Regions from separate parts of the Homo sapiens genome. Here region 1 is linked to region 2. The links are chromatin loops, found by intact Hi-C in ENCODE. Cell type or tissue: heart right ventricle. All regions are shown on one strand. Links, peaks and the distances in the headings refer to the core of each region. The heading gives the core; the rest is flanking DNA.

Region 1 (4,337 bases), core at 262-4,261, 140 kb before region 2:
GCTGCCACACCAGCCCAAAAGATTTGAAGACACTTAACTAAAGAATATATACAAATGTAAAATAAGCACATATGTTCAGCATCCTTAAGGAAAAGCAAATTAAAGTCATGATGTGATACAACTGTCTATGTATTTGAATGACTAAAATTTTAAAACACTGAGAATACCAGTGCTTGCTTTCAAGGACGCACAGAAAATGGAAGTCTTTGCTGCTTGGAATGCAAAATGGTACAGCCATTCTGGAAAACAATTTGACAATTTCTCATATAAGTAAATATATACTTACCATATGATCCAGCAATCCCACTCCTGAGTATTTACCCTAGAGAAATAAAAAATTAGGTTCACACAAAAATAAGCACATGAATGTCTGTAAAAGTTCTATTCATAATTTGCAAAACCTAAAACAATCCACTTGTCCTTCAGCAGCTGAATGGATAAACTGTGGATCATTCATACAATGGAATACTACTGAGCAATAAAAAAGAACAAACTATAAATATATGCAAACAACTTGCATGAATCTATAGGCAATTTTACTGAGTAAAAGAGGCCAGTCTCAAGGTTGTATACTATAGGATTCTATATTTTAACAGTATATTAATATTTTACAACATTATCAAAAAGACAAAACTAAAATAATGGAGAACACATCAGTGGTTTTCAGGGATTAGGGACGGGATGAGCATGTGATTATAAAGGTATATAGCACAAGAGAGTTTTGAGAGTGATCAAAATGTTCTGTATGTCCATTGTGTTGGTCATTATATAAACCTTTACATGTGTGTAAGTCATAAAGCTGTATGTAGAGAATAATTTTATTGCATGATAATTTAAAAAATAAAAATGAAAAACAAAAGGACTATGCTGGATAAAAAAGAGGTTTGCTGGTTAAATGTGGCTCAGTGCTACGTCTTTCCCCAAAGTAGATGCTCAATTAACTTTTGCTAAACAAAAACCCTGAAAACTGGCTGTAATGTCTGCTTTAATATCAATCTCATTTACATCCCTAAGATTCAAATATTTAAATAACTTTCTGTACTGTCATTAATACTTTCTGTCATGGCATAGATTACTGAAAGATGTCTAGCTTACAAACATTTATTAAAAACTTCAAGTGAAAGTTGGAAATCCAGATATATCAACCAATTATTTTAAATTTTTAAAAAACTATCATTAATAATAGTAACTTTTACTTTACATATTGTATGTTTATCCTCATTTTAAAAAGGGCAAGATTGATCTGTACTGAAGTCATTACTCAAAGACACAGTATCACAAACAAGCTTTAGTAAGTGTTTACATAATCTTTATTAAATATGGAATGAACTGCACAGCTATGCCATTAATTTATCTCAGATATTTACTCTTTCTAGGATTTGTCTTTTTGCTTGAATTAGCAAAACAGACTTAAAAATTGTAATTATTCTGGTTCTAACTGCGATGTATACTTATATCACTAACACAAAATTTCTGTGCTGCCATACACTTTAAAATTTACTGTGCTAAATAAACACTGGGTATTTGTTTGCCTGTAGCTTCTGTGCTACCAATCAAACTCTGTAGGATCCTGCCATGTCACTCCCTACACTGACCTGTGACAACAGGTCTAAGACTCATTAATTCTGATCAATTAAGCTATATCATATGTATGTGAATGAATACAAATAACTTCATCTATACAAAAAAAAAACACATTAACTTTGTACTTGCTTTGCTCTAAACTGTGTATAAGAGTATTCCTATGATGGAAAATGATCAATCATGTAGCTGAGGTTTTCAAAACTACCTAGCCTAAGAATTAAACACATTTTTAAATTGCAGATGTTATCTGCATATATTTACAGTACAAAGTATAATTTTCATACTTCTTTTTCATTTCTATTTGCTACAGATTTTAGAGCCCTCCACATTACATTAATCATTTTGAAAATATTCTTTCTGAATATTCACTTAACATATGATCACTTCCAATTTACCTATGTATAGCTCGAGTCTCAATGAAAATTTTGAATTTTACAGTTTAAGTTAAACTATGAAGTATGTTATAATGATGCTAAAACACATTCATTTTTTACATTCTGTAATATATACTTTGATGTCACATTATACTATCACTTGTAAACAAACCAAACTGAAATGCGTTTTAGCAACCAAAAATATAATAAAAAATTACCTATAGAAATAATTATACTATGTAACTGAAAGATGACAAAAACACTCAATCTGAAGCATTCAATGCAGTAGTTTTATTTCATTGAGTCAAAACTAGAATAAGCCATAATGAGTTCACTTAACTATTTTTAAAAGAAAAAACTAATATATCAAGTTGCAGCTTTCTGTATTTTAGTTCTGTTTACAACACACTGATTAATAAGGACACTATTATGAATAAGTAGATAATAAAGTCAATTTGCAAAAAAAAAAGTTTATTCAGAAACATATTGGTTCGAACTTTCAAATGTTCATGAGCATCTCATCCATTGGCTTTAATTGCTTTCTTTCCACAGCACCTAACATTTACTGTTCAGTTCCTTCGCACATCCTACTCTGGAGCATATTACTATGGGTACTGAAGTAGATCAAATCATAGAGAAGCATAGTCTCCTACGAAATTACAATAAGGGTAAATTACCCTTTAGATAATTTTCACAATTTAGCACAGTTAATCATAACTAGATCGTGTGAGCCCATGATTAAGGCTTCTTGAAATACCCACTTAAGCTATTATAAATGTGATGAAAAGTGAATGACTTTGTCACCTGATTGAATTTACTGAAACATTTTTTCAACCCAAAATTTAAAAAAAACATTTTTTCAACCCAAAATAAAACCGCTGCAAAACAATCCTAATATGTCATACATTTAAAATATAGTAAAAAACAATCCAGTGTTAATTAGAGATTAATATCCCTCTAAAATATTAGAATTGCGAAAAATTGCACAAAAGAGGTTTTTTCTAAACATGCATGAAGCATAGAGACTGGGTTATACATGCCAATTATAATATGGCTGCATGATTACTGAGTGCACTCAGAGAGAAATAGCATTTCCAGAATTACTAAAACCAAGTTTTTATTATACAGATGTTGAAAGTTAGCTCCACTCCCCAAACTCCAGTATTTATAATACAGATTTTTAGTAAACTCTTTTGAAAAATATTACCTGCTTCTGTAGCCATCTTTCACGCCTTCGTTGTTTCCTTCTTAGATTCTTCAACTTGCTCCTTTCTCTCTTATTAAGCCTCTGATTAATGCTGCCCAATGAAAAATTGGCTGAGTGCAGGAAGTCCAGAGGGGAGAGGTGCTCTTCCTGGTCTGAGGCCTCCGGCATGCTCCTGCCAGCTGAGGGCAGGTCCATCAGGAAAGTCAGATTGTTAGTATTAGTATGGTCAGAATACACTGAAGCAGCTTCTAGACCACACTGAAATTCTCCTCCTCTTTGTGTCTGGGTCTCATGGGGGGCCACTGAAAATCTTTGCAGCAGCATACTAGGATCAAAACTGGATGGATTCTGAAAGGAATAGCTATTTTTACTAGATTGTAAAGGCAAGCCTGAAAGGTCAATAGGCTGTGTTTCATTTAGTCTGGAATAGGCAGTAGTCTTACTATGTATTTCATATAAAGTGGGTAATAAAGTCAGTTTCTCACTGATGTTCAGATCCAAACTATGTGATTTTCTATGAAAAGCTCTTGTAGCGCATCTGCCAGTCACAAGCTGGGGAACAAAAAGCTGGTATTTTGGTTCTGATGCTTTGGACAGCAGTTTTTCGTTCTTCATCTCAAAATATGTTGGTCGCACCTCCAGGCAGAGTGCTTCTGTTAATCTTCCAGGGTCATTATTATTTCGGGCCATGTTTAAAAGCCTGTGATTTCTGTTTTCAGAGCCACCACCTGTCAGCAGAGCTTCCTTGTCACAACCTGACTGAACTCTAGGATGTGACAAGTATTTCACTGATGGTCTCATTAGTCTGCCTGCCTGTGTTGGCTGATAATCAGTCCGGCTCTTGGAGAGATGTACAGCTGCAAGCTGGCCACAGGAACATTTTGGAGTGCTGACAAAATTAAAGCCCCCTAAACGGGCCCCACAGAAAGGACAATTCAGTTTTCCAACTGTCCACTGGGCCTACAGGTAATAAAGAAGAATAAAGACAGTGCTTTCATTATAAAGTAACTGAAGAGAAATTTTTTTTTCTTTAAAGCCAGCCACATGAAAGTTTTCTATGCCACAGAAAAGGCTAGCTTTCTGTTTTCTGATTAGTAGACTGAACAGCAAATAAAACAAGCCTTCCAAGAAATAAAGATAAGCAGCGCCAAAGTTCTAGAATGATAACATAT
Region 2 (4,337 bases), core at 246-4,245:
TTAAAAACTTATTTTTATTTTATTTTATTTTTTAAAATTTGAGACAGAGTTTTACACTGTCAGCCAGGCTGGAGCGCAGTAGCACGATCTCCACTCACTGCAACCTCCGCCTCCTGGTTCAAGCAATTCTCCTGCCTCAGCCTCCTGAGTAGCTGGGATTACAGGCACCTGCCACCATGCCCGGCTAATTTTTTTTGTATTTTCAGTAGAGACAGGGTTTTACTATGTTGGCCAGGCTGGCCTTGAACTCCTGACCTCAAGATCCGCCTGCCTCGGCCTCCCAAAAAAAAACTTATTTCTTAATAGACCCCAATGGTTGAATGAAATCCTCTGTCTTTTTACTTTTCCTAGGATTACATTTTCTGTGCAATCTCCTAATGAGAAGGCCTGAGGTCTATAAGATGAGAAAGAGCCAATTCTTAAGAAAATCAGGTTTAGAAGTATTAAACAGGAGATGATTATTGTGCCCTTAAAATAAAGGGGGACAGTAGAAAGTTAATCCATAAAATAAATTTGATTTTACAAAATGTATGTGTACATGTTTATATTCACTAAAAAGTCTTAGTTTTTTTTTTTTGTCTTTAGAATGCTTTTGCTGGTAGTTGCCTTTTCATACACAAAATAATTTCAGGCAATAATTTACTAGGCCTATTTATCATTAAATTAGGGTAGTTCCAGAAATCCTTCCCTCAAAATGTTACACAAAATTGGCACATTCAAAATATTACTTGTAAACCCAGAAACTGATTTCAGAAAAATATCAATCTATAAGCCCCTAAACACCCACCCATCCAACCAATCAACAAACCAATGAAATTATGTTTATAAATCAGCCCGTCAAACTCTTAGACAGCCAAGTGCAATTATATTTAACATGAAATTATATAGGAACTATTAGGCAAGGCAACAAACAACTAACAAAACAAAATTAAACAAAAAATCCCTCCTAAACATCCCTGTAGAAGTTTGTTGTTATAGATGCCATACATCTATGAACAATTCTAATCCCACAGATTGGAAACACCAGAATTTACCTTAAAAAATATATATATGTGTGTGTGTGTATATATATATATATTTGATAAGATATATATATTTGATAAGATATATATTTAATAAAATATTTATATTGATATATATATATTTGAGACAGGGTCTTGCTCTGTCGCCCAGGCTGGAGTGCAGTGGCATGATCTTGGCTCACTGCAACATCCACCTCCTGGGTTCAAGCAATTATCCTGCCTCAGCCTCCTGAATAGCTGGGATTTCAGGCATGCATCACCATGCTCAGCTAATTTTTTGTATTTTTAGTAGAGACAGGGTCTCACTATGTTGGCCAGGCTGGTCTCGAACTCCTGGCCTCAAGTGATCTGCCCGCCTCAGCTTCCCAAAGTGCTGGGATTACAGGCGTGAGCCACCAAGCCCAGCCAATACATATTTTATTTTAAAACTAATCTCTGGAAGTACAGTGTGTTTGGGGGTAACTGATTGCATTTGTATCCTCTTAATTTATACATATATTATTAATTATAAAAATGATGTAACCACATTTCCAAAATTTGAGATGAGGGAAACCAAAACACACTAATAATTGTTTCACTCAACTCAATCACTGTATCACATATTTCAAAGAAAAGGAAACCTCTTTTCTTAGGGATAGTGAGGAAGGTCATATTTCCTGGAGCGTACTTGGAGGTATGCTTAGGAGGTACCACCATTGCTGATCTGTTAACATCTCATTCCTGTATGTTGGTGATGACAACAAGTCACTGTTGTGATTGCCGTCCTCTTTTGTAATATCCCCACCTGCTGGTACTTTAGGAGATTGCCCCCAAAAGCCTTTGAAAGCAGGAAACACCATATCAGGTTTATTATTGTTGTTGTTATTGTTATTATTATTATTTTGAGACAGGGTCTTACTCTGTCACCCAGGGTCACTGCAGCCTTGACCTCCTGGGCTCAAGCAGTCCTCCCATCTCAGCCTCCTAAGTATGTGGGACCATAGGCACACACCACCAAGCTCAGCTATATATATATATATATATATATATATATATATATATATATATATATATATATTTTTTTTTTTTTTTTTGTAGAGATGAGATCTATGTTGCCAAGGCAGTTCTCACACTCCTGGGCTCAAGAGATCCTCCTACTTAGGCCTCTCAAACAGCTGGGATTATAGGCGTGAGCCACTGCACCTGGCATGTGTTTTTATTATTAGTTTGAATTGTAGACTATTCCTACTTGATTTCGGATAACACACACCAGACATTTATAGAACCTGATAGCCTTCATTTCATTTTAGGCACTGTTTAGTATCTTATAACCTTCCCTGTACAATTTGGAGACCTGCTTCTGTCACTTTTGGGTGTGGAACATTTTGTCTTTTTTCCTTCCTTGGAATTCAAATTCTTTGAAAGGAAAGTATATACTTCAAAAAATATACTTAATACATAACCTTGACTGACTCATTGGTCCATACAATAATATTTTTACAACATAAAGGAAGCACATATTTAAAAGACAAAAAATTAACAGATGTTGGCAAGGATGCAGAGAAAAGGGAATGCTTACACACTGTTGGTGGGAATGTCAACTAGTACAACCTCTATGGAAAACAGTAGGGGGGTTTCTCAAAGAACTAAAAATAGAACTAGCATTCTATCTAGCAATCCCACTACTGGGTATCTACCTAAAGGAAAAGAAACCATTATATCAAAAAGATACCTGTACTTGTATGTTTATTGCAGCACTATTCATAATAGCAAAGATATGCAATCAACTTGAGTGTCCATCAATGGATGATTGAATTTAAAATGTGGCAGATATCAACAATGGAATACTATTCAGTCATAAAAAAAGAATAAAATCATATCTTTTGCAGCAACGTACATGGAACTGGAGGCCATTATATTAAGTGAAACAACTCAGACACCGAAAGTTAAATACCACGTGTTCTCACTTATAAGTGGGAGCTAAATAATGTGTATACATGGACATAGACTGTGGAATAATACACATTGGACATGAAGGGAGGAAGGGTGGGAGGGGCCTGAGAGATGAGAAATTACTTAATGGCTACAATATGAATTATTCAGGTGATGGTTACACTAAAAGCCCAGACTTTACCCCATGTAATATATCCACGTAACAAAATGGCACCTGTACTCCTTAAATTTATAAAAATACAATAACATGAAATGCAAAAAAGTATAAAGGAAGTACTAAAATTTCAATGCAACATGATAACTGATATACCTCTTTAGAGATAAACATTTGCTATCATTTCTCTGTAACTTGGTTTCCCCCCATGTAAAGGGAGCCACCAAACTTGATCTACCAGCAATCTACAAACTTACTTAGCCTCTTGCAATCAGAACCTAGCTGCTTTTCCTCTTTGCTAAAACTGAAGCTTCTGTTTCTTGGTTTCCCCTCCTTTTCACTATTCAGCCCACAACAATCTGATTTCTATTCCTACTACTCCATTAAAACTGCTCTTGCTAGGGTGACTAGCCAACATTTTCTTGCTAAATCCAATAAACATGCTCAATTCTTATTTAATGGACCTTTTGAAAACAATCTATACTGTGGACCATTCACTTTTTCCTGGAACATTGTGTCTCCAGTTTTCAAGTGCAATATCTTTCTGGGTTTCCTCTTTTCTCTCCGGCACTCTCTTCTTCATGTCTTTTAAGTCTCCTTCTCTGCCAGATGTTCGATTGTTTTTCAGGGATGTCTGACCTCATCCTCCAGCCCTCATACTTTATACATCTTTCCTGGAAATGGCTTCAGTATTCATCCTGATGCCCTAGCCAAAAAGCTGACCTTCATCCTTCCCTTTTCCACACTCTCCCATTCAATTATCAAACCAATTCTATTTTCCAACCCTATTTTCATCTACTCAGTATTTTCTGTCCTTGCTGTTACTTCCTAGTTCCAGCACCAACCTTTTTTGCCTGGATTACTTTTCTCAGGTTTGTTCCCTCTGCCACCCTCAGGATAAAGTCTAAAATCTTTAACACAGTTTACAAAGTTGCAATTAATTTTCAGCCTTAACTCACTATGTCTTCCAGCACACTCTGTGTTCTCACCACTGTGAAATGACATTCCTGTAGTGGGCTATGCACTGTAACCTCTAGTAGCTAAACTATCATTTAGTAGTTGCACATGTTGACCCCTGCACTTAGAATACACTTCCCTTCAATGCGTCCCCATTCACTTGCTTGTCTCTATTTTTTTTTTTTTTTTTTGAGTTTCAGCCTAGATGTTACTTTCTTTAGAGGAAATCTTCCCTAAAAATTTTCACTTCAACCCTCTGCTGTGGCCATTCT

The links. A loop is a pair of places that touch in the nucleus more often than their neighbours do. Peaks named below come from ENCODE experiments on the same cell type or tissue, not always from the same donor. Only the 100,000 strongest peaks of a DNase experiment are listed, where the experiment ranks them.
Region 1: a loop joins it to region 2, with 3 times the contacts of the local background. A loop is called at or near these places in 29 of 110 quality-filtered maps.

Annotation. Positions count from the first base shown.
Region 1 is chr5:64,213,346-64,217,682 of GRCh38, reverse strand. It overlaps RNF180 (ring finger protein 180), which reads right to left. Exons shown (of 8, transcript NM_001113561.2): 4 at 3,166-4,125; 5 at 287-322. Among named protein-coding and RNA genes, the nearest start is that of RNF180, 50 kb to the right of the region's middle. In heart right ventricle, for the core only: no CTCF peak of the experiment used is centred there; no DNase peak of the experiment used is centred there; H3K27ac peaks cover 411 bases.
Region 2 is chr5:64,072,194-64,076,530 of GRCh38, reverse strand. No RefSeq gene overlaps it. Among named protein-coding and RNA genes, the nearest start is that of RNF180, 91 kb to the left of the region's middle. In heart right ventricle, for the core only: a CTCF peak has its summit at 1,812 (motif pointing left); no DNase peak of the experiment used is centred there.